Regions from separate parts of the Homo sapiens genome. Here all the other regions are linked to region 1. Evidence: chromatin contacts called from ENCODE Hi-C or POLR2A ChIA-PET data. All regions are on one chromosome and are shown on one strand. Each heading gives the region's core, a stretch centred on a gene start or an enhancer-like site at or near the end of the contact. The rest is flanking DNA. Distances are from core to core; before and after follow the strand shown. Region 1 overlaps TTC39B (tetratricopeptide repeat domain 39B). Region 2 overlaps TTC39B (tetratricopeptide repeat domain 39B). Region 3 has its middle 27 kb from the start of TTC39B.

Region 1 (4,414 bases), core at 1,702-4,201:
ATTATTATTATTATTTATACTCATACAAAAAATACCATGTCATTCATGCCAAAATGCAGCTAAAAAAAATCTCAAATATCAGCCTTCATACTAAAAGGAAAAAGGGAGGCAGAGGTCAATGGGCCACTAGAGGGAAACCATAGAGAGAGTAACAGAAAGGAGAATACAACAAAAAGGTTCAATTTCTTTTGGGCCTATTTGATTTCTCATTAACCCATTTTAGTGAACTTTAGGTCTAACGGGACTAATTTACATAAGCAGCTCAAAGATGGAAAATATGCAGACACATTCTATCCGAAGTCAAGAGGATAAATACATTCTTACAAATAGTTGGAGGTCAGTTTCTGGAGAAAAAGATGATGGGTTTCAGCTGCCTAGAATGACCAATGAAATGCCATTCTGTTTGACCATGGTTTTGGGGTCAACATCATGCCCCTTTGAAATAAGTCCCAAAGATGTGAAATGTCTCATAATTCCTCTCCTATAATCAATACTCTAGCTTCACATCATGCAAATGTTCCCAAGTTCTCCAACGTCCATAACAAGTTGATAATACTCATCTAACAAAATAAACAAAACTTCCTAATAAAACACACTCAAAAATATGTCTGACATACACTTGACCATTAGAAACTACTCTGACAGCAATATCCAGAATTGCTCTTGCTCTAATCAGCCAAAGCTACTTCTAGTAGCTTTGTATTTTGTGTTCTCTAGTATGGTATATTCTAGTATTTTGTGTTACCTCTTCAGAGAACATGTTTGACAATGGCAATACAGGCACAGATTCTCCTGGGATGGCAAAAGCTTTATTCTACAATAGTGACATTTGAAGGACTTTTTTTTTTCCTTCTACAGGAATATTTAGATGCTCCTTTCTTGTAAACTATTGTGGACTAGAGTGTAACACTGAAAAGACAGAACTGATCATGAACCTTCTGCCCTAGTCCCAGGGGGCACGTCAAGCAATTGACAGCAACAGGGGTCATTTCCTCCCATCTATCTGATCAGGGTGCCGCAGCCAGCCATTCCTGGATTCTTGAATATTCCTAAATGTCCACAAACCAAGCATCTTCCATACTGTGAAACATTATCATTTTTAAAAGATATCAAAATTACTTTCACTTTGAAAAAAATGTTTAATAGCTTGTGGAAAACTGAAACTCTCAAAGATGAATGCTAAGAATATAAACTGACCTATATGTAGAAAAAAACTGGGAATACCTATAAATATTGTAAGTTTTCAAACTGTCAGTCCTGGTTCTTCCACTTTTAGGAATCTATCTTATGAAATAACTTTTTAAAATGCATGAATCCATATGTATAAGGATTCTAGGACACCATTATTCATATCAGTGAAAAAATAAAAACCATAGAGAAAAGCCAAGTAAAGTACAGTATATCAATCCTATGGAATACCACACAGCTGTTAAACACTCACATGTAACGATCTGGGGAAGTGTCAATGTCAAATTCACATTGTAGGACAACACCTATTATGTGATTCTATGCTTGCAAAAAAAAAATGAACAATCCATGAGCAACAACAAAAACCTTATGTGTACCTTATTTATGTATTTGAGTATGTACACAGAAAAGGCTTCAAAATGAACTATTAACAATGATTTCTTCCAGAGGGTGAGTATGATAGGGAAGAGAAAAAGACATTCCATTTACTTTATATACTTCAGGATGGAATTTTATGAGATGATCATTTAACTATTAAAATCAAGGAAAAAAGTGATCTTTTAAATGACTTTTACCTTCACTCAGTTGCTCCAGGGATCCTCTAGAAAGAAGACTTGAGAAAGATTCTACAACTGTGTATTTTTTCCTGTATCTACATTGAATAAATAAAAAGGGAGATAGAAAATAGAAAAAAAAAATCAGGCTGAGCTCATTTTCATTTGACGTTCATTTCAGTCACTATCACACCAAAGAGTCAAAAAGCTGAAACTCTAAACCCTGAAGTCTATAGGACACAGATCATCCTTTTCCAACACTCTACATGCAGCACTGGCTAGCCATTTGTGGGAACTCAGTCTGTGCTACTGAACACCACGTGGGGAAACCCACACACACCAATGAAAACTAACCTCCAAAGTACCTTCCCTTATCCCTATAACTAAAATCAGTATTTGTGGTAAAATTCTCCACAGGTTAAAAATGAAGTTAAAGTGCAATATTTGGAAGCTCTCTTCATTTGAGGAGCTTACAACACAATTACATCAGGATGTAATTTCACCCATGTTAACCTTCTGATCATGAACCTTCTGCCCTAGTCCTATGGGGGGCACATCAAGCAATTGACAGCAACAGGGGTCATTTCCTCCCATCCATCTGATCAGGGTGCTGCAGCCAGCCATTCCTGGATTCTTGAATATTCCTAAATGTCCACAAACCAAGCATCTTCCATACTGTGAAACACCTATCATTTTTTAAAAGATATCAAAATAACTTACCCCTTGAAAAAAATTTTGATAGGGTCTTCCTATACACACAAAGTAAAGCTTAAAATAAAACTAAAAATCTATCTCATTTTCACCAAACAAAAGTGTTCAAAAACAGGTCCTTCTTAAACAAATAAAACATTCCCTCATGAATTTGCATCTCCCACTTAAAACAAGAATGTTCCTTGTGTGGCTTGGTTTGGCATGCAGTACCTAATGTCATCTACATTGAGAGATGCTTGCTGCTAATCCCACTGAAATCCCCCCGAAATCCCCCCCAGATCTCTGTAGCTCAGACCCCAGGCTATCAAAAAGAAAAGTGGAATATGTAGATGCCAAATGGGAATCCTTCAGCTTCGAGGCTGAATTTCTTTTCTGTAACTGTGGCCAATTTCAAACACAGAGCTTTTGGTCAGGCAAATGACATTATTTTTGTCACACAGGCATAAAAGTTTGCAGTCACATCTTAAGTATTTAATGACTCGTCATACTTTTGGCAGGTTTGTAAAGCGTCCTTCATGGCAGAAATGCCGTTCTGGATGTCCTGTTGCTCGAAGGTCAGGACAGCCTGCAACACCACAATGGTACTGTAGCCCAAGGCATGGTACATACTCTCCTTAGCCCTGGGAAGAACACAGGGAATTCAGACATTTTAATTCAATGGAAATACTGATCATAAGAAATCCTAGTAAATGCATGTCCTGACTTGCACAGTAACCTTTATTCCTTCACCATAATCACTGAAATTATATGGGTGGTGAAAAGTAACCTCTTAAAAACTCAAGTACCAAGGACTTTCCAATGTAAACCCACACAGGCAGAACAAAATGTTCCAGGTTGAAGGGGACAATATGCATTTCCCTATTTCAACACAAGAGGGCAGCCTGCAGGCAGATTGCAAGCAAACTGTTTTCTGTTGAAAAAGGGGCAGCACACGGCCTTTGGCTCTGAAATAAGTGCTAAAATAAAGGCCGCTGGAAATGTATTTTTTGACAGAGAGATTCTGATATATTTTTTCAAAAATAAAGGCTTATATAAAATAATCCCTCTCCTCGCCAGCCAAAGGCCAAGAGCAAACAAGATTTTGGAATAAGTTAGGCTGGTCACAAGAGCCATGACCAAAGTAGTTGTCAGACCTTGTATCTAGTCTAATCCCATTATCTGAAGTTCCTGATTAAAGTTCTTGATATTTCAAATCATCAAGTTACAGTGAGAACTGCTTCAGGATTCTTAAGGATGTTAACTAGAACTAGTCCTAATAGATGGCAGACATCCAGATTCTCGGGCTATGAGAACATCATTTATTTTCTCAAAACTTCTTAAGCTGTATTAATTATTTATAAGGTTTAAAATGGTAATGCATGGTTTTGTTTTTAATTTAAATATTAATGCATAACAGCCTGCTGCCATGCAAAACAAATGCAAGCCACATTATTCTTTGCCTCCATGGAAATAGTCTAAACATCCTTTGGTAATTTGCAGCTTGTCCTGAACATTGAGGGCACTATCTGTTCAAAAGAACCACAAGGAATCAGAGCAGCCCAAAGTTAATCATTAATTGTGGTTTCAAACCTCACATTTTTAACTGAAAGCTCTTTCAAGAAGCAAAAAAAAAAAAAAAAATGATTCAAGTGAGGGAAAAGTATTTTTATTTATTTAATTTTTTTTGAGACAGAGCTTCGCTCTTGTTGCCCAGGCTGAAGTACAATGGCACAATCTCGGCTCACCACAACCTCCGCCTCCCGGGTTCAAGTGATTCTCCTGCCTCGGCTTCCCGAGTAGCTGGGATTACAGGCATGCACCACCATGCCTGGCTAATTTTTTGTATTTTTAGTAGAGACAGGGTTTCTCCCTGTTGGTCAGGCTGGTCTCGAACTCCCGACCTCAGGTGATCCATCTGCCTCGGCCTCCCAAAGTGCTGGGATTACAGGCGTGAGCCATTTAAACACTGAAACATGTACAAA
Region 2 (4,099 bases), core at 326-2,825, 85 kb after region 1:
GACTCTGGCTGGGCCAATCTTTACACAATGCCTGTGAGCAGCCACAGAGTGCAGCCTTGACAATGCCACAAGCCAACTTCTGGGCCCCCCACGATAAGCGCTGCATAGGCCTCCCTGAACCCTCACAACAGGTTCTATTATCGCCATTTCTCTGGTGAATATGGAATAGATAGATTGAGTTAACTTATCCCAGGTTATACATGGAGGAGCAGGGATTCAAGCCCACGTCCAACTGACTCCAGAACTTACAACCAAACCAATTAATGGGATGTGTCAAGTAATTTTCTATTTTTCCTATTTTTTGATGCTTACATGCACATGAAGGAAACAAGCACATTTAATTCATAAGGCTTACAATACATTACAAACAAACTTAAACACCCCAGAAGGTCAGAAGTTTGCTGACCACCTAGTACCAGGGTCAGCAAACTTCCTCCATAAAAGGCATATAAATATTTAGGCTGTGTGAGCCACACATCTGTTTCCCAACTGTACCACAGTAGGGCAAAAGTAGCCATAGGCAACACCTAAACAAATGGGTATGGCTGTGCTCCAATTAAACTTTATTTACAAAAATAGGCAGGAGGTGGGCAGGCTGCATTTAACCTCTTAGTCAAGTTTGAGAAGTTTGTGGCTGCTTGACCTAGTGTAAAGGGCAAAGGGTTTAGAGTTAGGGAATCTAGCTTCTAACCCTGATTCTGTGCCTAAGCCAGCTGAGTGACCTCGGGCCAATCACTTCCCTTCTGCTTCTTCTGTAGAATTCTCTTTTCAATTGACTGCAAAAATAAGGTAAAAATATATTTCAACATACTGAAATGTTAGCTGCAGATTCTTCATTAAATCCATAGATAATGAACCAGTAGCAGCAAGACTTTAAAAGCATAAAGAGAAAGTAAATTTGCATTTTAGTAGTACCTTCTATGTGTCAGGTGCTTTATAAAATATAATCTGACTTCATCCTTCATAAATGAAGAATGTCAGAAGTGAAATCACATGTTCAAAGTCAGAGAGGAAATGGGAAGCCAGAATCTAAGCCCAGCTGGCCACTCTCTCAGAAACTCAGTGCTGCTCTGCACATGGAGGACCTGGTATGGGTCAATGAGCCCTTGATTGATGATTCTGCACAGGGGGTGACATATGAGTACTTTTGGGGGAGGATTTTGGAGTCAGGCCTCACTTCCCCCTCTTGAGGACTCTCCCTCTCTGTCCTCATCTGTCTTGTCTACCTCCTCTCAAAAAGATAATACTCCATTTGGTCTGAAAAACAATGTGAGACTCTGAGGTTTGTTTCCTTTGGTTCTGAGTGTAAGGACTGTGACTCATGGTTGTCCAGAATGCCAGGACAAAGTGGTCTGAGAAAACAGGGAGGGAAAAAAGGAGGACCAAGCATTTCCTCAAAGAAGCTGTGACTGGTCCTGCTGCCCACACGAGCACCGTGGCTCAAGTTGGTTTTCTATCTCAGAACTTAGTCCGAAGGTAAAAGTCTATGTGATGAAATATAAACCTGTGAAATTACCCAAGTGCCTCTGACCTTGTCTGTCTCCTTAACCACCCACTGCATTTCAGTTTACAGGCATCCGTTTAAAACTGTACCTTAGAAATGGGGTTGGGAAAGGGAAAGTGAAACCAAACAAATGGAAATCATTATTGTTGCTTCCTTTACCCCAAAAGAAGAAGAAAAGCAAAAATATTCCCCAAATACAGAAGGGTGCATGTGTGTCTCCACTGTCAAAAAAAGCAATTTTTTTTTTGAGAAGGAATTTCACTCTTTTTGCCTAGGCTGGAGCTCAATAGCTCAATCTCGGCTCACTGCAATCTCCGCCTCCCAGGTTCAAGCAATTCTCCTGCCTCAGCCTCCCGAGTAGCTGGGATTACAGGCATATGCCACCATGCCCAGCAAATTTTTGTATTTTTAATAGAGACTGGGTTTCACCATGGTGGCCAGGCTGGTCTCAAATTCCTGATCTCAGGTGATACCCCCCTGCCTCGGCCTCCCAAAGTGCTGGGATTACAGACATGAGCCACTGCGCCTGGCCAAAAGCAAATTTTTTTAAAAGGCAGGGCCAGGCATGGTGGCTTATGCCTGTAGTCTCAGCACTTTGAGAGGCCAAGGCTGGGGGATCATGCGAGCCAAGAGGATCCCTTGAGCCCAGGGGGTCAAGTCTGCAGTAAGCCATGATCACACCACTCTAATCTAGCCTGTGTGACAGAGCAAGACCCTGTCTCTTTAAGAAAAAAGAAAAGAAAAGAAAAAAGAAAAGCCAAACTCGGTAGCTAAGCATTCAAGGCCAGATTCTGATCAATCTGGCTGGAACACACTCACAGCAGCTCTCCTGCATTAATCACTTAAAGGGGGCATATACTGTGCTCCAACCACATGGCCTCCAGCCTACTTCACCACGCCTGAGGAGCGCAGTTCCCCTGCTGTTCCCTCTGCCTGAAGGAATGAGGGGTGATCTCCTCCCTTGCTGCCTGCTGAAATTCCACCTCATGAAGCCCAGGTCGAATGTCACCTTCTAGAAGACACATGTCAAAAACTCAAAGGAACTTTTACAGACAGATCATCAGTTTCAACTCCTTCGTGTCGCCTATGAGGAAAACAAGGCTCAAAAACATTAAGGGACTTGCTCTAAGTCACACAGCTAGTCAGTAAAGACTTGGTCTGGAAACAAGTCAGCAGGTGGGGTGGGCAGCAGGCAGGAGAGAGAATGTCCAGGTGGACCACCCTGTGACAGCCCTCTTCTCCTTGGAGCACAGGACACTTGAACCCTCTCTAGACTCTACCCTGCACTCCAGGTTACAGCTGTCTGTGTCCATATTTCTAACTGCCTTTTTCAGAGGGATCCACACCATATCTTACCCATCATGTTGCCTTAATTATTAGGTACCCTTGGGTCGTCAGTGAGTCCCAATAATCATTCAACAAACAAAACAAAACACCAGCCTCCGTCACTCTGGGCTTGTCTACCTCCAATCAGCCTCCACGCCTTGCCAGGGAGCCACCTAAAATACTGCTTGCTCCCCACCACTCCTCACTGAAACCCGCAGATGCACACCATGATCTCCACAATCTGACATGAAAGTCTCTGAACGGCCCTTCTTACCTGTGATGGTTAATTTTAGGTGTCAAGTTGACTGGATTAAGGGATACCCAGATAGAGAGAACAGGTAAAGATTTTATTTATGGGTATGTCTGGGAGAGTGTTTCCAGAAGAGACTGGCATTTGAATCCATGAACAGGGTAAGGAAGACCTACCCTCACCCAAAGTTTTGGGTACCATCCACTCAGCAGAGGACCCAGATAGAACAAGAAGACAGAGGAAAGCCAAATTTGCTTTTTCCCTCTTCTGGAGCTGGGAAGTCCTTTTTCTCCTTCTCTTGGACATCAGAACTCAAGGTTCTCCAGCATTCGGTCTCCAGAACTTGCACCTGTAGTCCCCCAGGTTCTGAAGCCTTCATCCTCAGACTGAGTTATACCATCAGCTTCCATGGTTTTGAGGCCTCTGTGCTTGGACTGAGCCACGCTACCAGCCTCTGCAGCTCTCCAGCTTGCAGACAGCATATGGTAGGGCTTCTCACGCTCCATAATTGTATTAGTCCATTTTCATACTGCTGTGAAGAAATACCCAAGACTGCATAATTTATAAAGAAAAAGAGGTTTAATGGACTCACATTTCCACACGGCTGGGAAAGCCTCAAAATCATGGTGAAAGATGAAGGAGGAGCAAAGGCACATCTTACATGGCAGCAGGCAAGAGAGTGTGTGCGGGGAAACTGCCCTTTATGAAAACATCAGATCCCATGAGACTTATTCACTGTCACAAGAAGAGCATGGGAAAACCCACCCCCATGATTCAATTACCTCCTACTGGGTCCCACCCATGACACGTGGGGATTATGTGAGCTATGACTCAAGATGAGATGTGGGTGGGAACACAGCCAAACCATATCAATAATCATGTGAGACAACTCCCATAATAAATCCCCTCTCATCTATCTATATATTATGTCCCATTTCTCTGGAGAACTAACAAAGTACCCTTCCAGCCTTGATTCCTGACACTCCACCTGTCCAGAGCACCACAGGATCTTCCTCACC
Region 3 (4,005 bases), core at 310-2,809, 120 kb after region 1:
CTGGGCAACATGGTGAAACCCCATCTCTACAAACAAAGTACAAAAATTAGCTGGGCATGGTGGTGCATGCCTGTAATCCCAGCTACTTGAGAGGCTGAGGTGGGAGGCTCGCTTGAGCCTGGGAGGTGGAGGTTGTGGTGAGCCGAGATCAGCCACTGCACTCCAACCTGGGTGACAGCATGAGACCACATCTCAAAAAAAAATAAAAGAATTGTTGATACTATAAAACAATGGAGTATTATTATTCAGCCTTAAAAAATAAAAATAAAAATGCCAGGTGCAGTGGCTCACGCCCATAATCCCAACACTTTGGGAGGCTGAGGTGGGCAAATCGCCTGAGCTCTGGAGTTCGCGACCAGCCTGAGCAACATAGTGAGACCACCGTCTCTACAAAAAATACAAAAAAAAATTAGCCAGGCATGGTGGTGCATGCCTGTAGTCCCAGCTACTCGGGAGGCTGAGGCATGAGAATCGCTTGAACCCAGGAGGCGGAGATTGCAGAGAGCCAAGATGGCACCACTGCACTCCAGCCTGGGGGACAGAGCGAGACTCCATCTCAAAAAAAAAAAAAAATTAAAATTAAAAAATAATAAAAATAAGGATTCTCCTTAAGTACTAACATTGAATCATTGCCAAGATATATAAAGTAAAATAGGCAAGGCACAGAACAGTATTAATTGTTCCCTATTATTCTTTCTCCCTTCTTCCAAAAGTTTTAGCCAGACACATGACCATCAGGAGTAGACTACATTTTCCAGTGTCCCTTGCAGCTAAGAGTGGCTATGTGATTGAAGTCTCCTCAGTGAGATATGAGCAAAACTATTATGTGGCAGCTTCCAGGTCCCTTCCTTAGACAGAGGTATTATGTGGCCTTTGTTTCTCCATTGGACACATTCTTCATTGGATACACTCCATCCTGCTCCCGGGAAAGTAGTTCTCTCATCTTGGTTCATGATTGAACTGGAAGAAAACCAAGTCCCTTTTGGAGCTCACACACATCACAACTCTGGACCACTCTTGGAATTTCGCATGACAGTGATATAACCATCTTTTTTAAACCATTATTATTTGGGGTTTCAGTTATTTGAAGCTGAACCCAGACCTATCTCTTACACAAGTATAAATTTTGCAAGACTTATATCTGGCTAAATTGCCTGCAGAAAGATTGTGTCAATTTGTGCTGCAATAAGTGCTGTATAAATGTGTACAGAGCTTTTTTTTGCCACACTGTGCCATCTCCTGGATACCAGATGCCAACTGCTCGCTGGATCTAGAGACAGGTAAAAAGAATCTACAAATGTGACCTGGATGCCAGGACAGGCAGAGGCACCAGTACCAGCAAGAAGCTTCAGAAATAGAGTAGTTATTAAAATGACCATTTGCAGTGAGAAAATAAATCACTACAAACTACCAACTACCAGAGGCTAGGAGATTCAGGTCCCTTACTTGTGACATCTCTTTAGGCAATTTATCATAAATGCTTTTATATGGATGCATCCTGCTTACAATCTGGCTTCCCCTTCCGCTTAGGTCACCCTTTAACTCTCTGTAAGTCCCAGCACCCACAGAATCTGAGCAAGTGAAGGACCAGGAATTTTAAACCTCAGTAAAGTCCACCGTGCTGTTAATGTTAATCTGCCCTGAGCAGACACACCTTGTAAATACTCTGAGAATAAGGTTCAAAGTACCAAGGGCACTTGAGGAGGACATGGCTTTGCTTCAGTCAGGGAAGATTTCCTAGAAAAGTTAATGCTTAACAGAAGCCAACAAAGAAATGAGTGAAAAACGGAAGAGGAACTAGGATTTCTGCCCAGTTGGGAATTTTGGCGTTTACAAAACACCATTGAAACACTGACTCAATTATCATCTTCCTCCTGGAAAGACAGAAGTCTTCCCTATGATGTTAAAGAGGACACATTTTCTTTTTTTTTCTTTCATCTAATTCTCAAAATAGTTTCTTTCTTTTATGTTTTAGATTCACTTTTTCCATCTGTTTTTTAATCTTTTCAGTATAATGCCCATTCTTAAAGACCAAGAGATTAAAATTGAACACCAGCTTTCATTAGCATCCAGGTCAAAAATATATATTAATATGTGCATTTCTAAAGGTAAAGTTCTAGTTAGGTCATGCTCTAACCTATAGACATGAACACTCATAAAAGGGAATTTGTTAGGAGGCCAAGGTGGGCGGATCACCTGAGGTCAGAAGTTTGAGACCAGCCTGACCAACATGGTGAAACCCCATCTCTACCAAAAATACAAAAAATTCGCCAGGTGTGGTGGCAGGCGCCTGCAATCCCAGCTACTTGGGAGGCTGAGGCAGGAGGATCGCTTGAACCCAGGAGGCGGAGGTTGCAGTGAGCCGAGATCGTGCCACTGCACTCCAGCCTGGGTGCGACAGAGCGAGGCTCCATCTCAAAAAAAAAAAAAAAAAGAGAATTTATCATAGCTGAGGTCCGTGTTGTCATGGAGACAGAGGTAAGGGCTCCTCTGACAGATGTTCTCGTTCCTTTTGATTCCTTACTCTTCATTCTCTTTTCTTCTCTAACTACAGGATTCCATATATACCTCCTCTGACCTAACTCCTAAAGTTTTTCTGACTTGACCCTTTTCTCATTCCATGTGCTATCTCTCTGGATCATCTTATCCACTACCCTTGTAAACTGTTATCTTTAAATAGAGGATTTTCAAGTCAACGGCTCCAGCCAGACTTCCACCCAGCTCCAAGTCTATGTTTCCATCGGCCACCTTGACATCTCCTCTCACACTTCTCCTGGTGCATCAAACCTCTCCCAGTCAGACTGCGAGAAAACTCAGTCATTATTGACTCACTCCTCTTCCTCATCACCATATTTGATCAATCACCGAGTTCTATCATTTCACCTTTGCAATGCCTATTCTCTTCATCTGCCCAGAATATGGGTAAGCAAGCCCCAATCATTTCTCACTCGACTTTTCAGGAATCTTGCCAACTCCAATTCCTTGCCTCATCAATGGATGCTTTTCGTTAGGGAGGCAAGATGGCACAAAGTGGCCAGGTTCCAACCAGGGTCAAATAGAATCTCTGCTCCCCTGCTTTGTGCCTCCTAGCAAGTCATCTCCTCCAGCTAAACCACAACTGCTTTATGTAGAAAATGGGGCAATAACTCATAAAGATGTGGTAAGGAGTACATAAAATAATCTATGCAAAATGTCTAGTACATATAAGTACTTAATATATTTTACCTGGTTTTTTTATTTTGTTTTGTTTTTGTTTTGTTTTTGTTTTTGTTTTGAGATGGAGTCTTGCTCTGTTGCCCAGGCTGGAGTGCAATGGCACAATCTTGGCTCACTGCAACCTCCACTTCCTGGGTTCAAGCAATTCTCCTGCCTCAGCCTCCCAAGTAGCTGGGACTACAGGCATGAGCCACCACACCCAGCTAATTTTTTGTATTTTTAGTAGACACGGGGTTTCACCATGCTGGCCAGGCTGGTCTTGAACTCCTCGCCTCGTGATCCGCTCACCTCAACCTCCCAAAGTGCTGGGATTACAGGCATGAGTCACTGCACCTGGCTTTATTTTACCTGTTACAGCATAACTCTTAACGTCTAACACATCATGAAGCCTGTATTTGTATAAATACAGGCTTCACCATGTGCTAGACATCACTAGTGCACACTAGGGCTTCTCGCCTTTGGGGCACATGGAAGACTTCACTTCCTAACCACCTTCCAGTTAAGTGGGACCATGTGACTAATTCTAAAAAATGAGCCAAAATGTAGATTGGGTATGAGATTTTGATGAGTTTTTTTCTCCCATTTGATGACCAAGAAGGCCATGTGTTCCAGGTGGCACTTCTACAAGATGGTAGAGGCTCCTCAGCCTGGGTCTCAAGTTGCAATAGATACCAAGTATGAGCAACTCAGATTGGGGAGCTGCTATTATCACAGCAAAGCTTAGCAGGTGGTATCCCAACTAATACAGGACATCTCATTTCCTACTTCTCAATCCTGGGGATAGGCCCT

What was found. Hi-C counts contacts between places; a loop is a spot of excess contacts on that map. ChIA-PET counts read pairs that join two places held with the same protein, here RNA polymerase II (POLR2A). Pooled maps may share reads with other maps.
Region 2: a map of aorta shows a loop between it and region 1 (2.8-fold over the local background). The contact joins two enhancer-like sites. A Hi-C loop is called at or near these places in 25 of 168 maps with a recorded cell type or tissue (B cell, IMR-90, MCF 10A and 18 more), 9 of 37 single-sample maps with no recorded cell type and 37 of 50 pooled maps. POLR2A ChIA-PET finds 5 or more read pairs at or near these places in 13 of 52 experiments (A549, BJ, GM12878 and 8 more).
Region 3: a map of naive thymus-derived CD4-positive, alpha-beta T cell shows a loop between it and region 1 (15-fold over the local background). The contact joins two enhancer-like sites. A Hi-C loop is called at or near these places in 2 of 168 maps with a recorded cell type or tissue (CD4-positive, alpha-beta T cell and naive thymus-derived CD4-positive, alpha-beta T cell), 1 of 37 single-sample maps with no recorded cell type and 7 of 50 pooled maps. POLR2A ChIA-PET finds 5 or more read pairs at or near these places in 6 of 52 experiments (B cell, H1, WTC11 and 2 more).

Annotation. Positions count from the first base shown.
Region 1 is chr9:15,208,325-15,212,738 of GRCh38, forward strand. TTC39B (tetratricopeptide repeat domain 39B) reads right to left here. Exons shown (of 20, transcript NM_152574.3): 5 at 2,942-3,073; 6 at 1,764-1,840. Among named protein-coding and RNA genes, the nearest start is that of TTC39B, 97 kb to the right of the region's middle. Within about 2 kb of position 2,952, at least 4 of the 41 ENCODE cell types and tissues checked have a DNase peak (open chromatin) inside an H3K27ac peak, as active enhancers do; they include ascending aorta and tibial artery, where a contact is called at or near this core.
Region 2 is chr9:15,294,761-15,298,859 of GRCh38, forward strand. The region is part of intron 1 of TTC39B (tetratricopeptide repeat domain 39B); the gene reads right to left. Among named protein-coding and RNA genes, the nearest start is that of TTC39B, 10 kb to the right of the region's middle. Within about 2 kb of position 1,576, at least 16 of the 41 ENCODE cell types and tissues checked have a DNase peak (open chromatin) inside an H3K27ac peak, as active enhancers do; they include ascending aorta and tibial artery, where a contact is called at or near this core.
Region 3 is chr9:15,331,937-15,335,941 of GRCh38, forward strand. No RefSeq gene overlaps it. Among named protein-coding and RNA genes, the nearest start is that of TTC39B, 27 kb to the left of the region's middle. Within about 2 kb of position 1,560, at least 4 of the 41 ENCODE cell types and tissues checked have a DNase peak (open chromatin) inside an H3K27ac peak, as active enhancers do.